Linked DNA regions of Homo sapiens: all the other regions are linked to region 3. A link is a loop called in an ENCODE intact Hi-C map of the cell type or tissue named here. Cell type or tissue: endothelial cell of umbilical vein. All regions are shown on one strand. Region 1 overlaps PRKCH (protein kinase C eta). Region 2 overlaps LINC01303 (long intergenic non-protein coding RNA 1303). Region 3 overlaps SYT16 (synaptotagmin 16). Region 4 has its middle 12 kb from the start of TMEM30B. Region 5 overlaps PRKCH-AS1 (PRKCH antisense RNA 1). Region 6 overlaps PRKCH (protein kinase C eta). Region 7 holds the start of HIF1A-AS3 (HIF1A antisense RNA 3).

What was found. Peaks named below come from ENCODE experiments on the same cell type or tissue, not always from the same donor. Only the 100,000 strongest peaks of a DNase experiment are listed, where the experiment ranks them.
Region 1: it touches region 3 in a loop (5-fold over the local background); 74 of 110 quality-filtered maps call a loop at or near these places.
Region 2: it touches region 3 in a loop (4-fold over the local background); 7 of 110 quality-filtered maps call a loop at or near these places.
Region 4: a loop joins it to region 3, with 6 times the contacts of the local background. A loop is called at or near these places in 23 of 110 quality-filtered maps.
Region 5: a loop joins it to region 3, with 8 times the contacts of the local background. A loop is called at or near these places in 63 of 110 quality-filtered maps.
Region 6: it touches region 3 in a loop (10-fold over the local background); 110 of 110 quality-filtered maps call a loop at or near these places.
Region 7: a loop joins it to region 3, with 4 times the contacts of the local background. A loop is called at or near these places in 19 of 110 quality-filtered maps.

What each region holds. Positions count from the first base shown.
Region 1 is chr14:61,469,931-61,473,930 of GRCh38, forward strand. The region is part of intron 9 of PRKCH (protein kinase C eta); the gene reads left to right. Among named protein-coding and RNA genes, the nearest start is that of PRKCH-AS2, 74 kb to the right of the region's middle. In endothelial cell of umbilical vein, a CTCF peak has its summit at 763; DNase peaks (open chromatin) are centred at 831 and 2,491; H3K4me3 peaks cover 430 bases; H3K27ac peaks cover 3,729 bases.
Region 2 is chr14:61,559,030-61,563,029 of GRCh38, forward strand. LINC01303 (long intergenic non-protein coding RNA 1303) reads right to left here. Exons shown (of 5, transcript NR_110416.1): 4 at 1,714-4,000. Among named protein-coding and RNA genes, the nearest start is that of LINC03033, 9.5 kb to the right of the region's middle. RefSeq lists an enhancer at 2,558-3,757. In endothelial cell of umbilical vein, CTCF peaks have their summits at 2,224 and 2,424; DNase peaks (open chromatin) are centred at 2,342, 3,022 and 3,972; H3K27ac peaks cover 2,684 bases.
Region 3 is chr14:61,835,857-61,839,856 of GRCh38, forward strand. The region is part of intron 1 of SYT16 (synaptotagmin 16); the gene reads left to right. Among named protein-coding and RNA genes, the nearest start is that of SYT16, 25 kb to the left of the region's middle. In endothelial cell of umbilical vein, a CTCF peak has its summit at 1,948 (motif pointing left); DNase peaks (open chromatin) are centred at 1,935, 2,975 and 3,825; H3K27ac peaks cover 1,601 bases.
Region 4 is chr14:61,267,625-61,271,624 of GRCh38, forward strand. It overlaps a transcript of PRKCH not described here. Among named protein-coding and RNA genes, the nearest start is that of TMEM30B, 12 kb to the right of the region's middle. RefSeq lists an enhancer at 2,287-2,786. In endothelial cell of umbilical vein, a CTCF peak has its summit at 2,126 (motif pointing right); a DNase peak (open chromatin) is centred at 2,167; H3K4me3 peaks cover 314 bases.
Region 5 is chr14:61,295,092-61,299,091 of GRCh38, forward strand. PRKCH-AS1 (PRKCH antisense RNA 1) reads right to left here. Exons shown (of 5, transcript NR_186042.1): 4 at 3,109-3,425; 5 at 1-639. It also overlaps a transcript of PRKCH not described here. Among named protein-coding and RNA genes, the nearest start is that of TMEM30B, 16 kb to the left of the region's middle. In endothelial cell of umbilical vein, a CTCF peak has its summit at 2,014 (motif pointing right); a DNase peak (open chromatin) is centred at 2,060; H3K27ac peaks cover 268 bases.
Region 6 is chr14:61,459,927-61,463,926 of GRCh38, forward strand. The region is part of intron 9 of PRKCH (protein kinase C eta); the gene reads left to right. Among named protein-coding and RNA genes, the nearest start is that of PRKCH-AS2, 84 kb to the right of the region's middle. RefSeq lists a silencer at 1,425-1,719. In endothelial cell of umbilical vein, a CTCF peak has its summit at 2,025 (motif pointing right); DNase peaks (open chromatin) are centred at 1,435, 2,015 and 3,125; H3K27ac peaks cover 1,068 bases.
Region 7 is chr14:61,749,326-61,753,325 of GRCh38, forward strand. HIF1A-AS3 (HIF1A antisense RNA 3) reads right to left here and starts at 1,772. Exons shown (of 3, transcript NR_144368.1): 1 at 1,560-1,772. RefSeq lists a silencer at 1,794-2,103. In endothelial cell of umbilical vein, no CTCF peak of the experiment used is centred here; DNase peaks (open chromatin) are centred at 716 and 1,816; H3K4me3 peaks cover 1,087 bases; H3K27ac peaks cover 1,895 bases.

The DNA.
Region 1 (4,000 bases), 370 kb before region 3:
CCTGCCCTCATGAAACTGACATTCTTTGGGAAGCTTATAAGCCTGAAGCTCATGAACAGATTGTTCATCTTATAGTCTCAGCTGGTGACCCTCCATGGCAGCTGCTCCCTGTGGCAATTCCTGGATTTTCCTTTCAGACAGGCTCAGAGCCGTCATCTGCTTGAAGAGTCTGGGGGGCTTGTCTGAAGCTGCATTTGCATATCAAGTGCTCCGTTATATTTTTTGTAGGATGCAGTGAGATTACTGGGGGGAGGCGTAGCTCGAGTCCTTGGTCCTTGGTACTGTCTCTGGTTAGTGGTGGGTTCTGGGTCACTATTATAGGGGTTGGGAGGTTTAAAGCAAGAGGCAGAATGGCAAGAGTAGCAGCCCCAGTAGGCTGCATTTGCTCCCGTTGCCACTTGCACGATCTTTCTCATCCCGCTGGCAAGACTAGTCTGTTCACTGGCAGCCCCTGCATCAGGCTGTGAGGACGCCCTGTCTACCTCCCGTCTCCATCCCTGTATTAACCCATGTGCTATCAAGAGCGACTGACTCTTTCTTTACAAGGTTCTTTTTCCTTCCTTCCCCGTAAGCTAATAGTTTGGCTCAGGCTCGCCAGCAGACCCTCCCCTTTTTTGCTGGAGGGCTTTGGCATGCCCTGTCTTTTCTTTGGGGCCACCCAGGGAGTTCCTGTTTCCTTTCTGTGGGAGGCTTCCAATTCTTAGTTATAGCAAAAGAGCCTGTATTTTTTAGCTCACTCCTGCCCACTTCTGGTCTTGAATGACTTATGGCTTAGGTGTTACAAATGGGAGTCCTGGAACTCTTCCCAGAATCTCTTAATTCCATTCTTGTGGTATATGACGTTCTAAACATTAAAATGATGTAATATATAACTCCCAACCAAAACAAAAGAGGAGATCCCTGCTAGCCAAATTCTTCCCTCCTCTCCATACACGTTTTTCCGTCGCTGTGCAGTGAATCCTGGGATGTGTTTGTCAGTCAGCTTCCTTGTTCTTCTGGCTCCTCACTCCCCAGGGACCACCGAGCCACAGACTCCACGGTTTTCTCTGAGGGCATGCGAAGTGGAAACTAACCTATCCCTGCAGCCAGCCCAGACCTTCTACAATCATATCTACCAGTGGTGAAAGGCAGTTCAAGATGAGTTGGACACAATCAAGAAAAATAGGGAACAAATATGTCATAGCTCCTCTCTGTCTGCTGTCTATAGAAGGAGGCTAATAGCAGCAGATCTGGTGAGGGCCAGTGGCCCATGGACCTGCCTGCCCCAAGGCAGCAATCATGGGAGTGGGGTCAAGGAAACACTAAGGAGGTACACCTGATAGGACTTTTTAAAGAGGAGTGGCCAGGGTTCTGGCCGGTTTGAAGCCTGGAGAGAATGGAATGGCATGAGTTCAGTTTTGGGGACATTCAGTGGTAAGACTGGTTTCTGTTTTCTCTTCTGGAAGCTCATAGATACAGGATCTGCTCATTCACTTGATTTGTGCCTCTTATTTGGGCTTCAGGACACATCTCTGGCCAATCGCAATTAAAACACCATGCCCAGTTAGCCATCATCGCCACTCAGAGCTGTCTGCTTTACCGGGCTAAAAAAAATGATCTTTATCACCAGTTGTAAGTGACTTAAAAAAAAAAAGTACCCTTCCACATTGCTCAGAACTTTGCCGTCACCTTCTTGACCCTCACCAACAGGTCAGGTTGTTTTAATAATCTAGTGGCTGGTAAGCTTTCATCCTTTACAATTAAAAAAAAAATCACTGATTTGCATAATGCAGTGCCATTTGCCTACTTTGTTGGGGGTGGGGGCTGTCCTGTTCATTGTGGATGTTTAGCAGCATCCCAAAATACCAGCAGCACCTCTCCAGTTATAACAACCAAACATATCGCCAGACATTGGTTCCCAGGGGGGAAGAATCTCCCCTGGCTCCCTTACATGACTGTCAGGTGATTGTCTTTGGTATGAAAAGTCAAATGGGTTAGACGATCACTTTTCTTTTTATAGAAGCCAAAGCCAAATGTGTCAGACCTTCTTTATGAAAATATAAGCGTTATTTTTTTTCTGAGTTTGTAGAAAGGCAAAGTTCCTGTTGGGGGCTCATTACAGCTGTTGGTGCCTGCACTGACAGTGGCATTGTTAGGGATGGAGCCCCTGAGCTCGGGGGAGACAGCGGAAGCGTGCAGCGTCTGTTTAATGTGAGTGAGGGCTGGCATGCTGCTGGCAGCTCTCAACAGTGAAGCCTGCTGCTCGATAAGGCATTATTATCAGAGCCTGGGGGCATCCAGGGAGCAAAAGATTAGCTGACTGAGCATATATCTAAAATGGGTTATTTTTAAAAAGCAAGCAGTACAAATACTGCAGCTTGTCTTGTTTTAGCATTTAATAATTACACTTTCACTTTACCAGCAAGGCATTGAGTCAGTGGCATTTTATGAAAAGCATCCTCCCAAACCTGAACTTTGTGAGTCAGATTCCCATCCTGTGTGTGGTACATGTGGTTGGATTGTACAAACAGATAATCAGAGTTTTGCAAAATGTTTCCCAACCAGCATGGGAAAACGTGCTGATAGCAATATGATTGGGCTTTGAGGGAGAGCCACTTGCTGGCTTTTTTTCTTTTGTTTCCCATACATGGAAATGCCATTTCAACTTGAAATGTGGATACCTTACCAGAGGATTGCTTGAGCCCGGGAGGTTGAGGCTGCATTAGCGAACTGGGACTGCACCACTGCATTCCAGCCTGGATGACAAAGTGAGACTCCTGTCTCAATTTTTTAAAAACCCACACACAAAAAAAACAACAAAACAAAAAGTAGAACCTTAAATGCTATCTTAAGGCTGAATAGTCTCTAAATATTGAAAGTAGACCCTAGCCAAAAGAGACATTACCTGTTTCTGTAATATAATGAATGGTATTAGTGTACTTATCTTGCATTTTAAATTCAATTCTGTAAATGTTTATGGAGCATGCATTATGTGCCAGGGATGAAGACACAAGAACAAAATGTGGACCTGCCTTTTAATTGCTTACAGTCAAAGGTCATGATAACACCATGTGATGGAGAGAAGAAAGTCATGATTGATCCTCGTGGAGGTTGGAAGGACTTCCCAGAGGAGGGGCTGTGTGAGCTGTGTTTTGAAGATGAATAGGGATCTTATAGTCACAAGAGGAGGGCATAGACTCCCAGACAGAGGTAACAGCAGTGCAAAGGCACAGAGGCTTAAAATTGCAGGATGTGCCCAGGAAACCCCAAATGACTAGATGAGGCAGATTTGTAAGAAGGGAAATGGTGGTGGTTGGCGGCGGGGGTAGGGGGGTGGTGATGAAGAAGCAAAGTCATAATGGGTCTGATGTCCTTTGCTGAGGAGCTTAGACTAAACTGTTTAGGTAAAAGGAGCCAGCAAAATCTTTAAGTGAGGGAGTAACATAAGATTTGCATGTTAGAAGGCTCTCTCTGGCTGCTATGTACAGAGGGAGGCTAATGGCAGCAGATCTGGTGAGGATGCTGGGCCCGTGATCTGGGAACTTGCCTGCCCCAAGGCAGCAATCATGGGAGTGGAGTCAAGGAAACACTAAAGAAGTAGACATGATAGGACTTTTTAAGTGGGAATGGCCAGGGCTCTGGCCATTTGGAAGCCTAAAGAGAATGGAATAGCATGAGTTCGGTTTGGGGGAAATTCAGTGGTAAGATGCTTGTTTGTCAGAAACACACTTGAGATGGGAGATCAGTTTGGTGTCATCCATGTCCTCTTGGTAAGTGGAAACTATAATATAAAATCTTTCAGGCCAGGTGCAGTGGCTCACACCTGTAATCCCAGCACTTTGGGAGGCCAAGGTGAGTGGATCACCTGAGGTCAGGAGTTCGAGACCAGCCTGGCCAACATGGCAAAACCCTGTCTCTACTAAAAATACAAAAATTAGCCGGGCATGGTGGCACGCACCTGTAATCCCAGCTACTCAGGAGGTTGAGGCAGGGAGAATCGCTTGCACCCGGGAGGCAAAGG
Region 2 (4,000 bases), 280 kb before region 3:
TGAGACTGGATCTCACTCTGTTGCCCAGGCTGGAGTGCAGTGGTGTGAGCCTAGCTCAATGTAGCCTCAAAGGCCTGGATTTCCTGGACTCAAGTGATCCTCCCACCTCAGCCTCCTGAGTAGCTGGAACTACAGGCTCCTGCACCATGCCCAGCTAATTTTTTTTTTTTTTTTTTTTTTTTTTTTTTGCTTTTGTAGAGATAAGCTATTGCTGTCAACTCAGGCTGGTCTTGAACTCTCTTAGCCTCAAGCGATCCTTCTTACCTGGGCCTCCCAAAGTGCTGGGATTACAGGCATGAGCCACTGCATCCGGCCAGGACTTTTATTAGTTTTATTATTTAGACAGCTTTCCAGCACAACCTTGCAAATAGGGAAATAGTGAGAAAATCATGGTCTTTGGAACCAGGCAGGACCAGGGTCACCCTGACTCTGCTCAGCTGTTGTCATTGAAGGGGGTGTGGAGATACTGAAACTTCCGTGAACCTTAGTTTCCTTGTCTGTAAAATTAAGAAACCTTAGTTTCCTTGTCTGTAAATTAATAACTAAAACCAAAATATTAACTACCTCAAAGGGTAGTGTGAGGATCAAATGCGATAATGTCCACAGATTGCTAACTAAATTAAGCTCCTTCCTTTGGGGCACATAGAGAACAACTTCCAGGGAGAAAAACAAAACACCCCTGAATTGCAGCTTTTTTGCTTTTAGCTGTGGAAAACATTCCCAGAAGCTTCGCAGCCTCGCATCCTCGTACCCCATTGGCCAGTTTAGCGTCACATGACCATCCCTAACACCAATCACTTGGCAAGGGAAAAATGACAGCCAAGCCACAGCTCCTGAGGGAGCCCTGGAGCCCCTGTTGGCGTTAGTGGGATTTTTAACGCCCCCTAGATGGTTCCAATGCGCAGTCAGAATACCGAACCAATGGCTGAGAGTCTAAGTCTCGGACAAAACCTTAGCCCCCGGGGGCTGGAGAGAGGTTCATTCTCTCCTGAAGGACAAGGATAGAGAACCAAGTCAGGGTTCCGGGAGTGTGGGATCGGGGAGGAGGAAGGATCGCTGTTTATCAGGTAATCAAAAGTGCAGACTCACTCTCCATTCCCAGCTACTGGACAATCGTGGGGCAAAGAGCTCAGTGGGAAAAATCAAAGGCATTAAAAATGGTTATTCTTAGAGATAAGGTGTATAACTATTGGAAAACAGAAATAAAGTCTTGAATTAAGCTTTGAGAAATGGTTCTATAATAGTAGGTGGGAGGGAGAGAGTTAAAAAAGCATTTGCAACTTATCTGAGAGGGTAAGACATGGCCAGTGATACTTAACTGAAGAGGACTGTTTGCCCTGTCAGTTCTGAAGCTCCTGTTACAGCACTGAGTTAAGCCCTGTGAACACAACATGTGTTTATTTATTGTAGACAAACCCTGCCACAAAGCCACAGGCACAGCACACTTCTCTGTTAGGTCTGTATCTCTTAGAATATTAGGACCCTAACTGGGATTCTAGCAACTTACTTCCTGAGGCTCAGAGCTGCCTCCTGGATTCAGAGAGCCTGTCAACAGCGTCTGCTGAGTATATAACGTGGACTGTGAGAAATATGGACTTGGAATCAGGAGACATGGATTTGAAACTTGACGCATTCATCCTGGGCCGGCTGTTAAACGCTCCCAATCCTTGTTCTCTTCCTCTATTAAATGACAATACTAATAACGATACCCACCTCATAAGATTGTGATGAAGATAAAAAAGGATAAGTTGGCTGGGTGCATTGGCTCACACTCCTAATCTCAGCACTTTGGGAGGCCCAGGGAGAAAATCACGTTAGGCCAAGAATTTGACATCAGTCTAGTCAACAGAGCGAAACCTCATCTCTTCAGAAAACAGAAAAATTGGTCAGTTATGGTAGTGTGTGCCTGTAGTACTAGCTGCTCAGGAGGCTGAGGTGGGAGAATCACTTAAGCCCAGGATTTTGAGGCTGCAGTGAGCTATGATAGCACCACAGCACTCCAGCCTGGGTGACAGGGCAAGGCTGTTTCTTTAAAAAAAAAAAAAGAGAGAGAGACAGAGAATAACTTGTGAACTCTTAATTCTTAATACAAATTACATTTGGTTGAGAGATCAGTATATCCGTATTTCCCCATCTAAAGTTCCCATAGCCATCAGTCAAGGGAGGGAGGAGAAGAAGCACTTTCCAGTTCATCCTGGAGGGGGTGGAGTTCAGACACTGCTTCTAAGAGCAGTCCCCCATCTCTTCACTCACCCTGCTTTATTCCCCAGCCACCCTCACCCTCATTTGATTCCATTTGCCCGGAAGGGATGAGGAAAGTGGAACCAAGGATTTTTATTGTTTGTGTTTCCCACCACTGTCTGTCTCAGAGGCAGAACCTGAGAAGTCTGGAATTTCTCCCTGGTCCTCTCTGCACAGCCCCCAGTGCCACCCGTAAAGATGTCCATTCCAAGTGAAAGCCACTGCACTTCAAAAGCAGCAGAGGTGGGTTCTCCTTCATGTTCCCTGTATGTGAGGGAGAGAACCAAACACCAGGGTCAAACAGAGGCACTTCCAAACCTGTGCCTTATTTCTGGGGAAAAAAAAAAAAAAAGTGAGACTGATTCAGTCTGGGACATGGTAGCTTTCTGTCTCAGAAAGCTGGGCAGGACCAGAGAAAGTGGCTTTGTGAAACGCAGGGACAAAGCTAGCTCAGGGCTCTGCTCTTTCTCAGCAGACCATTAGGGGAATCAGGGCAGGCCTTCCCCTCCCAGCTGACTTGGAGCCACACAGTGGCTTCCATGTGACTCCATGGCCAGTGCGACAAATGCATGGCCTTGGCTGAGGAAGCACAGGGGCTGTGGGGATGACTGGATCCCAGGTCCCAGGAGAGATAGCGAGACATGTTGGAAACACTGTGTCTGGAATCTTGTGCTTGACTGCTCAGGAATGCGTGGTCTGGGTAACTTTCTGGTTTGACTTACAGGAAGGTCTGATGGGGGCAGAGCGGGAATGTTGTAACAGCCCTAGATCACCTTGGAAAAATACTGTTTGCCTGCCAGCCCGGAACTGCCATTCCAGGAAGCAGCTGCTGGTGAATCAGCAGCCTCCTCTTTCCTTGTGGCTCCAGGAAGCACATGAAGGGCCTCCCCCACCTCCTCTCCAGGGAGGGAAATGCCCACTAGCCATATACAGGCTCTTCTGGAAGGGACAGAGGTGGGGACTCCATGGCAGACTCTCCATTCCGCCCCACCCCCCACCCCGCAACACACAAAGGGAGTTGGAAAAGGGATGAGAGACCCCTAAGCCTCAGACTCAGGCTTTTGATGTAGAAAATCATACATGGTTTCTAAGTCTCTTGTCTGGAGTTCACAACAATAAAGCTAGGTAGAAATCTCTACACACTGCTTGGCATGGGTTACATTTGCCTCAACATAATGTCTGTCTCTTACCTGCAGATCCAGCCTGGGGCTGAGAAACTCACAGGAGGTTGTCGGTTGGCTCTGGTCAAGCGGCTGTTTGGGCATGAGTGCCATTTGTACTCAAGGTCAAGGGGCAGCCTTAGTAGGTCAGCTGGAAGAGTCTTGGGAAAAGGTAGGGGGACCGTAATGCCAGCTGTCCATTCCCTCCACGGGCCCTGTGGTGCCTCCACCTGGGTGGAGAGTCCCTGCTTTCTGCCTTTCCATTGGCCAATCTCTGGCCTCCTCCTGAGGTTGCTGCTGTCCCTGGAACAGCTTTGGGCTAGTGGACACAGCAGTTATGCCTCAATTTCCCTATAGCTACATGGAGCCAATTAAACAGTGGACGGATTTGGAGAGGTGGATCATTTCAGATTCGCTCCTGGATTTTCACCCCCACTTAAGAGAGAGCTAAGTCTCCTTCTTTCTTCTCTCTCTCTTTTGCTCTTTTTCTCCTTGTGTGTGTCTGACTCACCTCTGTGCGGTTACATTTAAACACCAGTTTAGATCTCAATGACCCACATTCAGCCTTAGTGACTATGAAAGCAAGGCCATGCTCACTG
Region 3 (4,000 bases):
AAATTTTCCTACCTGGCTCACAGAAACTTTTCCTGTCTTTCTCAATTTACATGTCCCAGGTGAGTAAGACCCACTCTCGTTGGCCTAGAACGGTGGTTTACAAAATATGGTTACTGGACTAGTAACGTTGCCATCACCGGGAACTTGTTAGAAATTTAATTAATCAGAACTTGTATCAGATCCACTGATTGAGAAACCTGGTGGAGCGTAGCAATCAGTGTTTTGATTAGCCCCCCAGGTGATTCTGGTACTTGCTAAAGTTTGAAAACCACTGGTCTAGGGGCAGCTTATCTTTGTATAACCCAGAGGTCAGCTCAAGTCTTTACTCCTGTATCCTTCATACACATCATAGAAATTGAATTCCTGGGGGTTGATTTCTCATGGTACCTTCCACCTCTTTGTGCCTGCACCTGCGTGTGTTTATTGCTCTACTTTACTGCCGGTGGCTGCTCTTGTGTCTGCATTGCAATGGCCCAGATCGGCAAAGGAAAAGGAATCCATTTGCCTTAATTCACACAAACATCAGCAGTCCATTCACTTGAAAGGCATTTGAATATGTAGAAAACCAATTGATGGTTTGGAGGGATAGGAGAAGTTTATATCTTGGTAACATAAACAGTCTAAAATTGAATATTAAATGTGCACCTTCTGAAATCCTGTAGCCATTCTCCTACATTCCTTCCCCAGTCCCTCATTTTCCTTTCTACTCCACCTCCCATTGATTTGCTTTTTTCTCTAGAGTGATTTACTAATTCTATTTGTTTCCTTGTCTTCTGTTGTAATAACCAGGATTTTTATTGCAGACATTACAACCTACTCAACTACCTTAAGAGAAAAGAGTCTCAACTATAGAGTTACATGGCAGCTTACAGAATTGATGAGAGGGCCGGGGAAACAAGCTTGTTAGCCATTCAGTCATAGGTAACCTTTACATCCATTTATTTATGTCTGTCTTAATTTCTTTCATTGAATTTCTAAACTTCTATGAATTTTTTTGTGTGGCCTTAAATTAATACCCAGTTAGGTTTTTATTTTCTGTCATGATTTCATGCAAATTTTCTGATTGCTCTGCAGATTTTCCAATCTCTCCTACCTCCCCTGCAGACAGTACGCTAACCCCTACTGATAGGAGGAGCAAGGGAAGTGATTTGAATATAAGGCCAATTCCCCTTGACTGAGGCAGTTGAACCTGCATTTGATGAGTTTGACATTGAGCTTATCTTTCTTCCTGTTTGAAGACAGGACTTTGAGATTGAGGGGGTTTCAAATGATACCTCTATTCAGTGGTAAGTCTGTGCTGGTGAGCAGGGCCAGGCCTCCTCATAGGTGTTGATCCTAACAGATTTCCATGATTCTCCACTGAGTGGCAGAGGCTGATTTTTTTTTTTTTTTTTTTTTGAGACAGGGTCTTGCTCTGTTGACCAGGCTGGAGTGCAGTGGTGCGATCTTGGTTCACTGCAACCTCTGTCTCCTGGGCTCAAGTGATCCTCCCACCTCAGCCTCCCTAAGTAGCTGGGACTACAGGTGTGGGCCACCTTGCCCAGCTAATTTTTTGTATATTCAGTAGAGACAGGGTTTTGCTATGTTGGCCAGGCTGGTCTCGAACTCCTGGCTTCAAGTGATCCTCCCACCTCAGCCTCCCGAGTAGCTGTGATTACAGGCGTGAGCTGCCGTGCAGCTGAGGCTGATCTTGGAGCTGGGGAATCGGCATCTGAAAGCTGCTAAGGCCTCACAAAGGCTCTTGGAGGGTTTGCCTCTAGAAGATGGGTACATTAATAATATGAGAATCCACCGCTCAGTGGAAAAGTCCTCTAGATACAGGCTTTCCAATTATTCTGTATTGCCTGTCTCCTGGGTTCTCTTTCTCTGTGCATTCCAGAACAGCCACGCCTTGGATGCTATGCTTCTGGCGTGCAGAGTCACCCTGCCACCTTGTGGCCATGTTTGGGAACTGTACTTCCTCAGATGTCGGCTTCCTTCCTATGTCTTTCTCAGTATCCAGCAAAGCTGAAATTGGTCACCCTGGATTGCTTCTGCCTTTAGCTTTTTGAACTAATAGGATTTGAAGAGATACTTCATAGCATACACCAAAAGAAGACTTTCTAATAGCTTTAAACAGAAATATATATGCAAGAAATTTCGTTGCCCCTGTAATGACATCTTGACATATTAGATAATGTGTGTTCAAAGCAAGAATAGGTCAATGTTATGTCTCAAAGCTGTTTCAGGGCTGCTCTGAGAGATACTGTACTTTTCCTGGGGATTGGAGTGAGCATTATGTAGTAGACATTAATTTTAGAGCACAGTTCTCTTTTAGGTCACATTCCTTTATTTTTCTATATTGAATTAACTACCTGACTGGTGGGAAAATTAAATCTCAATCATTACTGATACCCTTTCCCACTCCATAGGATAATATAAGAATCCCAGGCTGGTACAGTGCCATAAATTTGGGATGGGGCCCAGTCCACTCCCCACAGTTGGCTCCGTCATGACCACTGCACATTCCGACATGCTGCTGCTGAAGACATGATCCCCAGCAACTAGGCTGTCAGAGGACCCTCCCAGCTGTTCACCCACTGACGACCACCCTGAGAGAGAATGCACCATGTCCATCTACTGTTGGCTTTCTGGAAGAGCTCCCCCAGCTCCCACCTACCCAGGCACAGGTGGGAACGAGGTCTGTGTTTCTGACAGAACACAATCTCTTAAATTCATTCCTTTCCTGTTCTGGAGAATATTCCTGTCCTTTCCCTTTTGGCATAGGCTTTCTTTCACAAAGCCCTGTCTGGATGGGAACTTTTGTAAGTACCTTGAAACTTCAATTTATTACCCTGAAATTCACAAAATTATTAAAAATGGAGTGTGACTCTTGCTAAGGACTCAAAAACTCCAAACATAAAGTTGTCTATGTTATTGGAAGGGAGAAGGGAAAAATACTGATAGTAGCAATAGCAGCAGGAAGAAAGTACAAATTAATATCTCGATGAATCATCATGCCCCATTGTGTTTGATGTAGGCAACAGGCCTAAGGCTTCTGCAGCTAAATCTTCTCTTTACTTGGGCCATCCCTAGCAAGTGAAAGGGTGTTTATTGAGGGTGTTTCCCCACCGGCCCCCCACCCCCCCGCCATGGTCTAAGCACTGTGCTGGGTTCTTGCAAAATGAAGATGACCTCGCAGCCACAATTACAGAATGGTAATCAAGTACTAAGTGCTAGGAGAGGAATACAGCTGGAGTTCTGTGGGAGTGCTAAAGGAAGTTGCTGTAGTCTAAATGTGCCCTCCAAAATTCATGTGTTGGAAACGTAATCCCCAAGGTAACATTATTGAGATGTGTGGCCAAAGGGAGGTGTTTAGGTGATAGGGCTCTGCTCTCATGAATGGATTAATGCCACTATAAAAACAACTCTTGGGAGTGGATTCATGCTCTGCTGTTCTTCTGCCATGTGAGGACACATCAAGAAGGCCCTCACCAGATGCTGGTACCTTGATCTTGGAGACTTTTCAGCCTCCAGAACTGTGAGAAATAAATTTCCATTCTTCGTAAACTACCCAGTCTGTAGTATTTTGTTATAGCAGCACAAAATGGACTAACACAGAAGTGATGATAATTGCAGGAGGAGTTATATATAAGTCAGGAGGTAACCTATATGAGATGATATTTTAGCTGTGCCGTGAGAAAGCATCTGCTTGGTGGGAAAAGAGTGAGGTGCAGTACATTCAGGCAGTGAGAACTGCACCAGTACAAGTGTGGGAATGCTCTGTGGCTGAGAGTGATGCACGTTTTGGAATTATCTGAGGAAATGAGTAAATGTGAACTGGGTTGGAGCCCAATCACATTTGACCTCATTTGAAAAGCCAACAAAATCGTAATTTATTTTTTAGGCCAGCAAATCACAGTCCATTTTCTGTTGCATTATATTCCCATGCGCTTACTTAGGGAAATGTGCCAGTTCCTCAGGGCTAACTGTATTTCTATGTCTTTTTCTTGTGATGAAG
Region 4 (4,000 bases), 570 kb before region 3:
AGTGAGAGCATTTTAAAAATTCCATTTTCTTCTCAGAATGGATTGATAGTGCAGGCAGTGGAAATTGAGTGAATACACCTTTTCAGTTAATGCCATCTTATGTCATCTGGTTTTGAATTCAAAAGCATTTTTTCCACTGTCTTGTTGTTATGCTGTATAATTTATTGAATTTAAGATGTCGAGAATCATAAGATGCACCATTACGTTATGTACCACTAAGAAAAAAAATGCTGCCAATTAAAATATCACCTAACAATTTTTTACATTTTTTGCACTTTATCCTTATTAAAAGGGTGCTTTTATATTTGTTTAGATAGATTTTTCTTACGTATCATGCTTCTGCTGATATGAAAAGAAAAATATATTTAAAATAAACTAAGCTTTATTTTTGCTAAGATTTTCCTAAAATTCCTTCATGTTCAGAGTCCAACTCTTCGGAATCCCTTAAAGACAGAATCTTCAATGTCTATGTTATTGTACACAATGCAGTGTTTTGCCCCAAATATGACAGTACTGCACAATGACAGCTACATCCTGACCATTACCTGGCTGACAGTGAGTCTGTCTAAGTGCCAGCAATTGTAACATGCCATGGATTGTGAGAAGCCAAGACTTTGATATACATCCTGATTTTAGAAATGTTAAAATGTGGGGGGAAGTGCAGCTTAGAATGGAAGAAATATTTGTTTTGGTATTGAAGAATGGTACCAGCTTCACTTACACACAATTTTAAAATAGTTTACAAAAATTTATATTTCTGGCCGGGTGCGATGGCTCACACCTGTAATCCCAGCACTTTGGGGGGCTGAGGCAGGTGGATCACCTGAGATCAGGAGTTCGAGACCAGCCTGGCCAACTTGGTAAAACCCCGGCTCTACTAAAAACACAAAAGAATTAGGTGGGCATGGTGGTCCATGCCTGTAGTCCCAGCTACTTGGGAGACTGAGGCAGAAGAATCACTTGAACCCGGGAGGCGGAGGTTACAGAGAGCCGAGATCGTACCATTGCACTCCAACCTGGGTGACAGGGCAAGACGCTGCCCCCTGCCAAAAAATATATATATATTTCTTAGGTTCAATATCAACCTCAAAAAGTAGGCAAAGTTTAAATCATTCCCACCTAAAGCTTTTTGCTTTGATTGAATGACTGTTCCAGTACAAGCAATTCAAAGCAATTCATAGAATGCTAACTGGGCATACTTAATTTTGCTTCTGGAAAGACTCTGGAGGCTTTCTGCTCCAGAAAGAAGTGACTATTGTAAGTGTATCAGTCAGTCCATTAAGCTGTGAGTCAGTTTCATACAGTTCCTGGGAAAGGCATCTGCCAATATTTATTGGTCTTCCACTTAAAAAGAAAAATATAGTTTCAAATATAAAAAGACATATTCTTCCTATTTGGCAAAGACATTTGGTGAAAAGAAAAAAAGTGGCAGTCTTTTCCATTTTTTGTGCCTATGCTTATGACAAAGTAAATGACGTGTACTTTTCCAAAGTTAGAGCCAAAAATTTTTTCTTTATGACATAGTTGTAAAACTAACATATTTGTGAAAAAGTTTTTTTAGAGAAAAAAGAAATTTGTAGTAACCACTAGAATCATATTGCAGAAAATATTATTTGAATAAAAATTAATGATAAATTTTTTGATCACTTAATCATAATGTATAGAAAGTCACAAAATTGTCATAAAATTTATAAACATCCAAACTTTATTTACTCCCAGGAATTTTAATTAATTAATTAATTTTTATTTAAGTTTTAAGTTCAGGGGTACACGTGCAGGTTTGTTACATAGGTAAACTCACGTTATGGGGTTTGTTGTACAGATTATTTCATCACCCAATTATTAAGCCTAGTATCCATTGGCTATTTTTCCTGATCCTCTCCCTCCTCCCAACCTCCACCCTCTCATGGGCCCCAGGGTGCGTTGTTCCCCTCTATGCGTCCATGTGTTCTCATCCTTTAGCTTTCACTTATAAGTGAGAACATGCGGTATTTGGTTTTCTGAGGAGCTTTAATTTCTATAGCTACTATTTACATGCACATACACAATCCCCTAAGAGCAGATTTTTTTTGCTGTCGTTTGCATTAGACCCAAAGGTAATTAAATGCTGGTGATTCTGTCTATGTCCAGCGGAGGGCAGCAGTGCACATCTTTAGAACGGGATTCTCATTACAGATTGGACCGACAATCAACCTGAGAAATTGTACGCTGCGTTCCGTGTCGCTGCAGTCAGGCTCCGGCCACAGGTCCCGTCAGGGGCAGCGAGGCCACGGCGAGGTGACTTCAGGGGGCCAGGTGGCAGAGTTGAATCCTTTTCTCAGTTCTGTAGAACGACCTTCCCCAGTCCCCGGGTGTACAGCGCAGGAAAAATGCAAGACTCTATGACATGCAAAGGGGCTGGCACTGAGCCCACTGCTTGGCTGCTGAGTTTACCTTTGGTAGTAAATTTGAGGAAATGTGGCTAAAATGCTACTTATTCCCTTCCCAAGATTTCTGTCTTAGGGTTAATTTCTACTTAGATTGCATGGCCTCCCGCTTTCTGCTCTGATGAAAGACACTGAGGTTGGGCATGGTGGCTCACACCTGTAATCCCAGCACTTAGGGAGGCCAAGGCAGGAGGATCACTTGAGGCCAGGGGTTCGAGACCAGCTTGGCCAACATAATGAGACCCCTGTCTCCACAAACATTTTTTAAAAAGAAAAAAGACAATGAGGAGATGTCATGGCTTTGGTGCTATGAGTCTGTAATACAAAAGCCATCTCTCCACGCTAGCAGTGGCCAGGATTTTTCCTCCCTCATACAGTGTCTATACTCACCAAAATTCCAAGGGGACTTACCTGCAGGGGCTCCTGTGTTCTTTTGAACTTTCCACTAAAATGGAGTGCACTGGGCAGTAGTCCACCTAATGTCATTTTTGTTTTTCAACTTAAAGAAAACACATTTAAAAATTATCCAAATTTCTTAATGAGGTCGCAAATGCTTAGGAATGAATTATTCTAACCTTGTGCATTACTTGAGTCTATAGAAGCACTGGATGCAACACAGAAAAAAGTAGACTCTAAAGGTATCATGATGCAATGGCTCACACCTGTAATCCCAGCACGTAGTGAGACTGAGGAGGGAGGACTGCATAAACCCAGGAGTTGGAGGCCAGTGAGGCCCACATAGCAAGACCCTGTCTCTACAAAAAAATTTAAAAATTAGCTGGGTGTGATGGCATGTGCCTGTAGTTCATGCTAGTCAGGAGGCTGAGGTGGGAGGATCACTTGGGCCCAGGAGGTCAAGGCTGCCGTGAGCTGTGATTGCATCACCGCACTGCAGCCTGGGTGGCAGAGCAAGTCCCTGTCTCAAAAAACAAAAGCACAAACAAGTAAAGGTGTCATGAAAGTTTAAGTCTTAGACTCCCTGGCAACCTTTTCATCAGCGCAGAGTAAATTCTCCAGACTGTTATTATCAGTGCTGAAGAGTGTATACAATGTGTGCACAACTTAAGGAATAATAGCAAGATGGACACTAGTGTACCCACCTCCCACAGTATTACTAGTACTTTGATACACTGTTTGCCCTCCCTGCCGCCATTCACCCCCTCTCTCCCAGGGATAACCACTCTCCTAAATTGTTATCTTTTCTGTGTTTTTCATTATAGTATGAATTTCTCTCTATTCTGTTCCATTGGTCTACTTGCCTACCCTACACTAAAATCACCCTGTCCAAGTCACTGAAGCTTTCCAGTGAAGTCTTCAGTTCTGGTAGGTCAAGTGAAATCCCCCTCCACCTTCTCACGCCTTCAACTCCAGTTCTTTTTCAGGGCTGTCTTGACTATTCTTGTTCCTTCACAGATTTAGTCTTAACATTCATGATTAATCATTATTTGCATAAAAACTAAAAGAAAATTAGAGGATGAGAAGTTGACTCCTTTAGCGAGCCTCTCAGTCGGCCAACCTGGTTTGAATTCTGGCTCTCTATACTGCCTGTGCTGCCTTAGACTAGTTATTTAACC
Region 5 (4,000 bases), 540 kb before region 3:
CCAGCCTCAAATGATCCACCTGCCTCGACCTCCCAAAGTGTTGTGATTACAGCCATGAGCCACCACGCCTGGCTCTTGTACCTATCTTCTAAAAAATAATGTAATTGACATGCAGTTGTTTTATAAACAGAGAACATGAAAAAGGATTCTGTATTTTAAAAAAATTCAAAAGAAAAAATATCAAAGAGAGTCCTGTGGTCTCTAAAGAACTTCCAGGTCTGAAAGACTGGTTTCAGATTGCCATGTTGCACAGAATTACTGGAAAAGATTTTTAAAAACATCTCCCCTGGGAGAGTCACCAGGTGATACTGATGTTGTCAGTCCCTGGCCAGCTAGAGGACACAGCCATGTAATTTAGCTATTGACACATCTAACTCCTCTGCCTCTTACTAAATATGGGACCTCAGGTTACTTGAATTTAATAAAAAAATTTTGTTTCTCCTGAGCGGCAACGTGGAATAGTAACATGAAGGATGGTAGTGAGGCTTAAATGGGGTAATGCCGAATCCAGTGCCTGGCACAAAGTAAAGCCTAGTAAGTGATACGTTGGTCTCCATAGCATCTAGCCCATGGTTCTCAACCTTATCCATAGGTGATTCCATACCACACGTCTTCCTTCTTCTCCCTTTGCAGCATATTCTAGACCAAGAGGAAGTAAAGAAAGCAATGGCTTAGTATGGCTGTTACTGTTGCTGCCCATTTGTGGAAATCATTGTTTCGAATGCTCTCTGCATAAAGTGATAACCCCCGATAAATAACTTATATTTTCACCCTTTTTTTTTTAAACCCTTTGCTGGTTTTCTTGTGGCTTTCCCATTATGGTGGAAATCCCCCTTAGAATTCAGGTAAGCCTGGAAGTTCATTCAAGAAACATTTGCAGTTGTGCCTGAAGCGGTCGGCTAGGGATTGATATGATCTTCATTCCCCAAAGAACTTGAAGCCAAGTGGAAAAGACAAATCAGTAAAATACCAGTTTCCACATCATAACATGTTAGAGGAATTTTTGTTGTTTTGAATATCTCACTTGCTGGGAGAGAGTAAAAGGGTAAACTTTATTTTTAAAATTCCTTTTTCAAATAGAGCAGGATATTTAAAAAGCAATTCTTATGGGGGAGTTACCAATTTTGTATAGAATATGGTTCAAACCACTTCAGAAGGGCTGAGATCAAAGAGCCTTAATCTTGAAGAGGTCACAGAGCTATGAGGCATTGTTCTTGGGGTAGCAAGCTTGGCAGCTCCTCGGGGGATCGGCTAAGCTGATACACACCCCTGCTCCTCCCATCCCTTCTCCATGTGTGCTGTACCACTTCCACACTTATGCCCCCAGAGTTGGGTGGCAGTGTGAGCAATGGAAAATTCCTTTGACCCCAGAACTGAGCTGTGAAGGTCATGCCACGGGGTGCATCTTTCCAAAATAGAACCAATGGATCTCAGCTCAGCTTCACTTTCTTTCTCTAAAGTCCAAGATACGTTCAGTAGCCCCATAATCTCCTCTGTCTTGAAGGGCTGCAGGGAGAATGGTTAGAATAGTCATTTTCCATGCAGAAGACTGGCCATCTGCTAAACTTGTAGACATCAAGATAATATCCTTTTATCTATCCCCCTAATCTTACCCTCCCTTTAAAAAACTATCCTAAACATATTATTTCATCCAAGGTATTTCTAATGATTTTGTTTCTGTGGGAATAGTGTATACGCATGAGGAACCCTATGTATTATAGTTTCAGGTGATTGAAGAGTGAAAGTAGAAAGTTGTAAAGTGCATATAAGTTATGGTTTCAGGTTTGTCATGAATTATTTTAATTTAACATGTGATCTGTAGTTATCTATGCAATATGATCATTTGTAACTCACATGATTGTAACTCACATGACAATGACTAAGGCAAAGATAAAATTTTTGTAGGCAAGGGCAGTTAACTATGCAATTTTGAAGCTTGTAATGTATTAGATTTTACTATTTTATTATTATTTCAGTTCTGATTCCCTTTCTTCTTCTTTTGGCTTATGGTTTGTGACCATTAGATGGCACTGTGCATCTCAAATATGGAAAGCACTTGGCATTCAAATGCTAGGCTATGCAGAAGAAAGTAACGTGCATTAGTTAATATTTTCATGCTATGGTTTCAATCAGGGTAGAAACATTTTATTTTTCATATAAAATTTGCCAATGTTACAGTTTATTAAGGAGAAATCCAGAATGTAATTCCACAGTCTTATGAAACTTACCTTGCATACAGAAACTATTCCTTTCTGTGTGACACAAGAATAATCCCTCTCAAACTTAGACTTGGGCCTGGGGCTCCTGAGTCAAATGAGAGAATACAGTTCCTTCACCTCCACTTCAGAGCATTATGCTGCTGATTTTCTAAGAATGTTGGTGAACTCATATTTGTCTGCTGCAGTGGTCTCCAACCTTTTTGGCACTAGGAACTGGTTTCATGGAAAACCATTTTTTCATGGAAGGGGAGGAGATGCTTTCAGGATGAAACTGTTCTACCTCACATAATTAGATATTAGATTCTCATAAGGAATGTGTGACCTAGATCCCTTAAATCCGCTGTTCAGGATAGGGTTTGTGCTCCTGTGAGAATGTAGTGCTGCCACTGATCTGACGGGAAGTGGAGTTCAGGGGGTAATGCTGGCTTGCCCGCCACTCACCTCCTGCTATGTGGCTGGGTTCCTAACCGGCCACAGGACTGTTAACTGTTCGTGGCCTGGGGGTTGGGGACCCCTGGTCTAGTGTGTTCTGTCATTTGTAGGTCCTTATCACCAGAAGCATTTGCTTACAAATAGGACGCAAATTCATTTACAAATTACAAATCATCTGAGGTGCTAGTCTTAACTCTAGAAAAGAATAAAATTAATTGGCTTTCAATCCCAGGAGCTAGCTTTTTTACTCTCATCTTTAATCAGCTAATGGAAGATGATGTTACTGACATTTCATCCCCAGACTTTGTCCCCTACATAGCACAGCCCTTGATACACCAACAATCTCTTTGTTCCCCTTAATCTCCAGCCTTCTCTCCTACTGTACAACCCCTTCACTCCAGAGCTCTGCCTGAGGCCTTGTGTCCTCTCCTTCTACAACTCCCCTGAGCAGTCTCACCTGTGCCCAGGACTCCAGTTCCTTGATGGTGTTAACGTTTCCCAGTCTGTATCTTCAGTCCATGCAGCCACTTCTTCCACTTGGATGTCTTCAGGCACTTCTAAACTTAACTCATCCAAAATAGTGCTCACTATGCCCAACTTCAAACTTAGTGTTCCCTCTCTCAGGGAATGCCGCCGTCATCAGTGACATGCCCCATGCAGAGATCTGAGTCAGGATCAACCTTCTCTTGCTCTCATCCCTCAACTTACCCAGGGATGAGGGGAAGAGCCAGGATTTGGAACCAGGAAGTGCAGCTCCACATCACGATCCCTAATCTACAACATGATAGAGAAAACAAATAAGATACATATTCATTTACAAATTACAAATTATCTGAGGTGCTAGCCTTAACTCTAGAAATGTGAAACAGATTTTCATTATTTTAATTGAGGATACTAGTATCTATTTAATAAAACTTTGTCATGTGGCCCTGTTTCAGTACGTAGATATCTGAGAGTAAGAGGGTAGTTTTTTTGTTTTTGTTTTTGTTTTTACCAAAACTCTTTTTTTCCTGCTTTTTACTGTTACCAGCGGTGAATCCCTCTGGGTCTGCAGCAACCTCAATTCTTGCCTCCTCAGAAGAAAGAATTTGACCAAGGGGCATAAAGCAGAAAGATAGTGCAAGGCAAGTTTTAGAGGAGGAGTGAAAGTTTATTAAAAAGCTTTATAGCAAGAATGAAAGGAAGTACACTTGGAAGAAGGCCAAGTGGGCGACCTGAGAGATCACGTGCATGGTTTTACCTTTTGACTTGGGGTTTTATATGTTGGCATGCTTCTGGGGTCTGGTGTCACTTCTCCCTTGATTCTTCCCTTGGGTTGGGCTGAGATAAAAGCACTATCTTATGTTCAA
Region 6 (4,000 bases), 380 kb before region 3:
TCAAGCTCCCAGGCTAAAGCTATCCTCCCACCTCAGCCCCCTGAGAAACTGGGACTTACAGGCACATGCCACCACACCTGGCTAATTTTTGTTATTTTTTTGTAGAGATGGGGTTTTGCCATGTTTCCCAGGCTGGTCTCAAACTCCTGGGCTAAAGCAATCCACCCACCTCAGTCACTCAAAGTTCTGGGATTACAGGCGTGAGCCACTGTACCTGGCCACTTTATTTTTTTAAGACATAATATTAATAGTATATATTGGAAATTGTTTTGTATTTCTATATACCAAGCTGCCTCATTTTTAATGGCTGCATAGTACTCCATTTTAGAACATGACATAATTAATTTAACTTTTCCTCCTCTGTTGCTATGTATTGTGTTCCTAGTCTTTTATTTCAGTCATTGTTGCAGTGAGTCCCCTTGTACTTTTGTCTTTGTGTGCTTATGCTGGTGTTTCTGTATGACACATTATTAGTAGTAGTATTGCTTGGTCAAAGGGTATATGCATTTCACATTTTGATTGAGTTCAATTGCCCCCTCCCCCATTGTGGTTAAAGATAGTGAACGTTTTATTGTCCATGTACCACACATTGTTCTAAGTGCTTTATGTCTGTTATTTAATCCTTATAGTAACCCTCTGAAATAAGTTCTGTTATTATCACCCCATTTCACAGAGGAGAAAAGTTAGGTACAAAGAAGCTTAGTTCCTAAGTGGCAGAGAGCGTTTGAAGCCAGGTGGTCTGACGGCAGAGTCCAGGCAGGCTCTTCCTATTTGCTGGGCTGCGTCTCTAAATTCACACTCCCAAAGCTTGAGTGAGAAGGTGCATTTCCCCGCCTTCCCATCATGGCATGCTCTCTGTCATTTGGATCATCTCAGAGTTAGAAAAATGGTATATTTGAAGTTCCAACTTGCATTCCTCTAACTGTGAGTGAAGCTGGGCGTTTTCATACATTTCAGGGTCACTAGTATTCAAATCTGTGTTGGGAGGGCCACATGCAGCCTGGAGAATGGGTGGAGCAGAGAAGTCTGGGAGCTTGGTGACAGGACGCACTGAAGGAGATACATGGCTTGGACTCCCACGCCACCCCAGCGTTATCAAGAGAAAAAAAAATGGGGAGGCAGCTAATGGCTTCGTGGGCCTCGGCTCCCCTGCGCGCCTCTCCCTTCCCCTCTGCTCCTCATTGGTCCTCAGTGGCTCTTGATGGCCCTGGAGCCCATGCTGCTCCTGCCCCCATCCTCTGCTTTCCCTCTGCTGGATTGGTCCTTGGTTCCCCTGGAGCTCCAGTTCTCCCTGCCCCACACTGCTCCCTGGAGTAGCCTTGAAACGACTTCCTTGGCTGGGCACTTTGCCAACGTAAAGCCCCTCCCCTGCCCTCACCCCCTTGTTGGGCTCTTTTCTTGGAATAGAGGAGTGGAGTTACAGCTTGAGGCTTGAGAGGGATAGCTGGTAGCTGATACTGGTTGCCCGCCGGGGTTTCAAGCGCCAGCCTCCTGAACACCACCATGAACACCATGAGTCAAGCCGCAGAGCCAGGTGACCTCTCAGATCTTCTTCCTAGGGCCTGAGCCAAACATCACATGGTTTCCTATGACATGAGGTTAGATCATCTTCACCAGGTGGTAACCTTTGAGTCAAGCAGTCAACTGATATTTAGTGAGCTTACCTGGTCTTGCAGCAGCAATGGTTCCAAGTTACTACTGCTGAAGCAAAGAAAGAAGTATCTCATACCTAACAGGGGAATTTGATCTGTAAAAGGAAATTCTGGTGATTATAAGCAAAGATCTCATCAACAGATCATGTTATGGTAGAGTAAAATGAGGAAGTAACCTGGAACAGATTGGGAACCCAATCAATATAGCATATGCAATCAAAATGTTCCAGGAAAATGTATAAATTCTACAGTATACCAAAATTTTAGCGGCCACATGAGATTCCCAGTGTTTAGTGGGTGAAGCCTTTACTAGCATTGAAGTCTATTTTTCCTAGTGGAAGTTTTATGTTTGACCACAAGGTGGCAGTCATTACCGCAAAGTTACTTTTATTTCTCCACCAGAGAAACCAAAGGCATGGAACTGCCATTGCGGTTTAAGATGTGTGTGTTGTAGTAGATGTCTCCAAAGCAAAGGATAAAGGGAATGTACCCCTGCTTTAGGCTAAATGATAAAGAAGTAGTGGGAACCCACTTCAAAGAAGCAAGTGAGGCTGGGCGCAGGCAGCACTTTGGGAGGCCGAGGTGGGGCAATCACTTGAGCCTAAGTGTTTGAGACCAGCCTGGCCAACGTGGTGAAACCCCGTCTACTAAAAATACAAAAAGTAGCTTGGTGTGGTGGTGCATGCCTGCAATTCCACCTACTCCAGAGGCTGAGACAGGAGGATCGCTGGAACCCGGGAGGCAGAGGTTGCAGTGAGCCAAGATCGTGCCATTGCACTCCAACCTGGGTGACAGAGCACGACTTTTTCTCAAAAAAGAAAAGAAAAAAAAGCAGCAAAGGAGATTTTCTAATGCTGAGATAGAGGTATACAATTTTAGTTTTGCTGTCGTTGTTGCCTTCTTTGAGGTTTGCAAGGTATCGGACTCCACAGTACACATAGCATTTGCTCGCTGTGCATTCGTCTGTTGGAAGTCCTTATTTACTGTTGTAAAACTATCCCCATTTACTGTTGGAAAACTAACTATAAAGAACAGAAAGTGTTACTTGCTATGAGAAGTTACAGCAGAAAGATGCTTACTTTTTAGCTGCCCAGTGTTGCAGGCCCTGGCTTCTCAAGTAAGATGCTAATCAGTGTGTAATGCTGAACTGTGACAGTCTCCCCTGGAGAATTTAGGAGTGAGAGGGGGTGTTGGAGCCACTCTACCTGCAAAGCATTTCATTGTGAGGGCCTTTGTAAAAACAGCACTCTCCTCATGCAGCCCTGTGGAATCAGTCTCTCTGAAGCCCAGAGCAGGGCAGTAACTAGCCGAGGATCCCTTAGATTGTAAGTGGCAGAGACAAAGTTCAAGTTTAGGTCAGGCTGACTCTGACTCCATATGTTGTCTTATTCCGCATTTAGTTGGTTGATTCAGCCTCGGCTTAAGCACCTCCTATCTGTCTTGGCTCCCCTCCAACCTGACAATATGGAAATGGCATTGCCCTTGGGAACAGAAAACCTGAACTGTGTTTTAGCTTTGTTTTCCACCATCTAAATGGCTTGAGTCTGTCCTAAAATTCCTTTGACCCTTAAAGTTCTTATCATTAAAATGAAAACAGGATCGCTGTGAGGGTCAAATGAGAGAATGCAGAATATTTTGTACAGTGCGAAGTGCTGTTCAAAAGTGAGTCAGTTCAACTGTGGTGATGACCCCCTCCATCCTCACACCAAAGGAAAAATGTCCCAGGGCTTCCCAATGGCCAGCCCAGACACCCACATGGAGGGGACAGCAAACATTGAGAAGGTAAGTATTTTATAGGTCCTTTTGTTCTTGGCAAAAAGGAAATAGTAAGCAAATTTCAAATATTTGATAATTTATCAAGATTGCTACAAAGGTTTATGAACCCATAGATTATTTCCCCTTTTTTTTTATAATCATATACACTGCTTACAAGTATATAAATGGGCATCCTTATCTGTTTCTGATAGCACTGCAAATCCTAATAGTTTGTGACTAATTTGATAACCTGTACTAAAACTCACAAAATGTATACTCCTGGATCTGTTTTTCTGATAATCTGGACTACAAAAATAATATAAAGAATAAAATGTTATTCATAAAGATGTTTAATTTTCAGTGCTTTGTTTATATATATTTTTTTGGTCAACATCTCTCTAATCCTCCAGCCTCTGGTAACCACTATTCTATTCTGTTTCTATGAGTTTGGCTTTATTTGATTACACATATCAGTGAGATTAAGCTGCATTTGTCTTTCTGTGACTGGCTTATTTCAAATAATACAATGTCCTCCAGGTTGATCCATGTTGCAAATGACAGGATGTCTTTCTTTTTAAAAGCTGAACAGTATT
Region 7 (4,000 bases), 87 kb before region 3:
GAAAACTATTTGTAAAAGCAGATTATGTAATGACCAGGAGTTCAGGAAAATGACTTCTGAAAGCATTGAGAAGGGAAAGCCACGTTAAAGGACAGTACAGCTGGAAGGAAGCAAGTACTTACCCACTGCTCAGTCACTAAGACAACAAGCTCCTTGGAGTGCTTTAAGCTACGGAATAGCAGAACTGGCCCTTCCCAATTTTATGCACCGTCACAAATTTCTTCATAATGGTTTTGTCCAAGGCTTATAACCCAACCCTGGCAACTATAATCCTTACTTTATGAAACAGCTGTATTTCTTTTATACTCATAACCCAGAAAAATGAGAATGTATGTTCTGAGTATAAAAGAAATGTAGCTATTCCATAAAAATACAGGAGAAAAAGAATAAAGCTATTTTAATTTTTTTAATGCAGTATCATTAAAAAACAAACCAAGTTTGTTCTAAGTTTGACTTTAGAGTCAGGAGACTTAAGCTTACATTTCTGGTCTGCCATCTATTACTTTTAGAGCTTGGGTAAATCTTCATTTGAGATCTAAATGCTATATATAGTTCATTCATAGCAGTACCAGATAAGGGAGGAGTATATCTATACAGTATATAGTCTTGAAGAAGTGATCTAAGGCTCGGAGCTTTTGAGGTGGCCATGAGTGACTCCAAAGTCCATGGAGCTAACCACCCTGCAGTGCTAGCCAATCCAGTTGAACATACCCTTTTCTCCATTGTTAACTGTTTGTTTAAATAGCAAACAGAAGGCGGCAATGGAGGTGTGGAAAACTGAGGATCCGATGTCACTTGAAAGTAATGAGATCACATAACATTGAGGGAATGTCCTAAGAGGAGTGGCAGGGCATAAATAGAAATGAATAAAAGTGTTTTCAAGTGCCATTTAGTGGGTTCTGAATTTGAACTAGAGATTGAGATATCCAGTTATGGAGACATTAACTCAAATTAACAAGGTAGTGAATGGGAAAGCACAAACTATAAAAGACTGTATCAATGTATGGTATTTTTTCCCAGAGCTGTTTTGACTTAATGGCATAATAGATATGTTTAAGTTTTTATAACCTCACGATTATCATTCCAAATCTTATTTTCCTCCTAGAAGCCTCTGTACAGAAAAGATGAACTTAAAATTACTCGCTTTGTAGAAACTTAATCTAAAAGTTCAAAATGTTTAAGTAGCAATACCTAAAACAAGTTGCAGAGTAAAGAATCCTCTTTTTTTCTTTTTTTCAACATTAAGATTTGGTTAAATAAAACCTTTGCAAACGTGTTGCCAGCTGGAACCAACAAAAATGTAAAGAAAAAAACTTTTACTTTTTTTTTTTTAAGTTTTCCACTAACCACTTTGCTCACATTTCGTTCCTTTAAATAGAGATGAACCTGTCGTCCCAGATTATTTTACAGAGAAATAGTGAAATTAGTGGAATTCGATACAAAAATAGTCTCCCTGTAGGATAAAAGTTATACTTTACCATAAACCTTCCTATGAACGCCTTCTGGAGCTTTGATGTGTTCACACCTTTCAGAGGTTTGGACATAATTTTTATTCTTACCTGTAGTGGATAGTTTTTCCAAGACGCTGCCCAGACACCCGATCTCCGTGTACTATTGAATTTCGTTTATTCCCTTGTCTTGGCTCCATTCTGGGACGGAGAGGAAAGACAGGTGCCTGAGAGCGGCAGCGGTCAGAGCCCCGCGGGGAGAATACCAAGCATGCGGAAGGTACCCGGCACCCTTCTGTTCCTGGTGTGGCTGGCGCTACATGATGAGGATGCGAAACCCAAGCCAACCCGAGAAACTTCCCGAGCCCCGCCCGGCGCGCGGCAGGCCACGCCTCAGTACGTGCTCGGGCGCAGCACCGCAGTCCCGGGCCCCGCCCGCGGCCCCGGCCGTGGGCTCCAGGGCTCCAGCCGCGCAAGGCGACTTTCGTGTACGCTGTGGGGTGGCTGCTGCCCGCTGCGCGTACGTGTGGGAGCGCATGCGGGAGGCCCTGGCCGCTCCTGGCCTGCGAACGGGCGGCGCCAGGCGTGGGGGGTCAGCCCTGGGCTTTGTCTTCTGGGACTTGTCAAAGTCGGAAGCCTAGTGCTTCCCCAAACTTTGTTTTTTAGATGGGGGGGGCGTGGGCGAATGGGACTTGATGTATTGCGGAAGAGCTGCCTCCCGAAATTCCCAAGCAAATGCTTTGGGGTATGAAGCTTTTTCTTTGTAGAATAGAAAAAGTTGAGTTCTAACAGATTGGATAGTGGTTAGTTATATAATACTTTTTTAAAAAAAATTAGACATCTAATCAAAAATAGAGGAGTTCTATGTTTATTTAAATATATTCCTCTTAAGGCACTCAAAGAGTTCGTTTATTTTAAATAAAGCACGTTGAGATATGCCTAGTTAAGGATCTCGAAACTTTATCCCACTTGGTGCCGTTTTTATTTTGGTGGTTTTGTGGGGGGTGGTTTTTTGGGCTTTTTACTGTTTTGATTTTATTGTATGCCAGCTATTGAGAATCCTTTGGGAGAAGATAATCTTGTTGGACAGAAGGGAGATGAGTGTATAGAGTACGGAAAAAGCTTGGAGCCTTAATCTCTGTAATAATTGGTATGTTCAGATTGCACAATGTATTATAAAGTACAAAGCCAGGTATTTAGAATAAATAACTTCGCCTCTGCATATCCACAGCTCACTACATTTTACATTTTATTTTCATTTGTTTCCTTCAGGAAAATTCATTGTTTGTGGTTTCCTCAAATAGCATTTTATAGAAAGCAAAGGTACACTTTTCAAAAGTAGTTGAGGTGTTTTAGATACTTTTTTACTAATAAAAACTGATCTGTAGCCTCACTTATCATATGTGTGTGTGTTCGTGTCTAATCAGGGAGGTGCCCTTTAATGAGAGTGCCATAATTCTTTTGGTCCTACGGATGCATAATCATTATAGATGGACAATTTTCCATAGAAGAGAGCAGGCTGGTGGGGCTGTAATATTTATCACAAAGGGTCATGCTTTTTACAAAGTAGAGAAACACTGTGTAAAGTCAGACAAGTAGATTAGGATTCTGTGAAGTAAAATCTAATTTTAAAGATCTTTGAAATATTAACATTAAAAACCCTGTTTTATGTAGAGATCCTTTCCAAATATGACTGGATAATATTATTTCCTCTGAAATGGATTTTTAAAAACGGTTCTACATACAACTGCTATGACAAAATCTTTCATAGGCGTACAGAAACAAGCTGGACAGAAGTCATAAACTGTTGCCTGACTCCCTAATCTGCTGGTAGAATATTAAAGCAAAAACCTAAAGAAAGTGAGCTACAAATACGGAAAATTAGAAAGGAGCCAATACAGCCTGGGAGGTACTTTGCATCAGCCTTTGCCTCTTACTTAGAGTTTTCCCAACTGCAAATATTTATCATTCCTGTGAATTTCCTTATCACTTCCTCTTTAGCTTTCTCACTTCTCTTTTTTTAACCTTATAATTTTTGCATGTCTTATCCCTCGTACTAAACTCTTAGTTTCTTCAGAGCATGGTTCCCATCTGACTCATCTTTGATCCGTCCTAAAGCCTTCCACTCTGCATGCGCAAAAACAACTCACACATGATCCAAGGTGGAGAGGATTTCAGGTGTGTCAGAGACTAGAGAAGAATTATGATCAGAGGAACAAAGTGGGGAACAGAACCATTTTCTAGCTCTTCCAGGGAGATCCATTCAATCAATGAGTAGTGTTGAGTGAGTACAAGATATTATTCTAAGACCTCTAGGTGATATAAATATTCTAGAATATGGTGCCTGCTATCAAGGGTGCAGTTAATTCCCATTCTGTGAGGTATTCACAAATTCAACTGTACTTGTGCAAACACAGTTGAAATCTAAATAGAGTTTTTATTGGCCCTTTGAGATGTTCCAAGCCACCGTTACCTTTCCTTTTCATGGACTGTCTCCAGCTTGATAATCACCGTCTCCAGCCCAGGGTGCTCCCCGCAGGCGCCCCAAATTT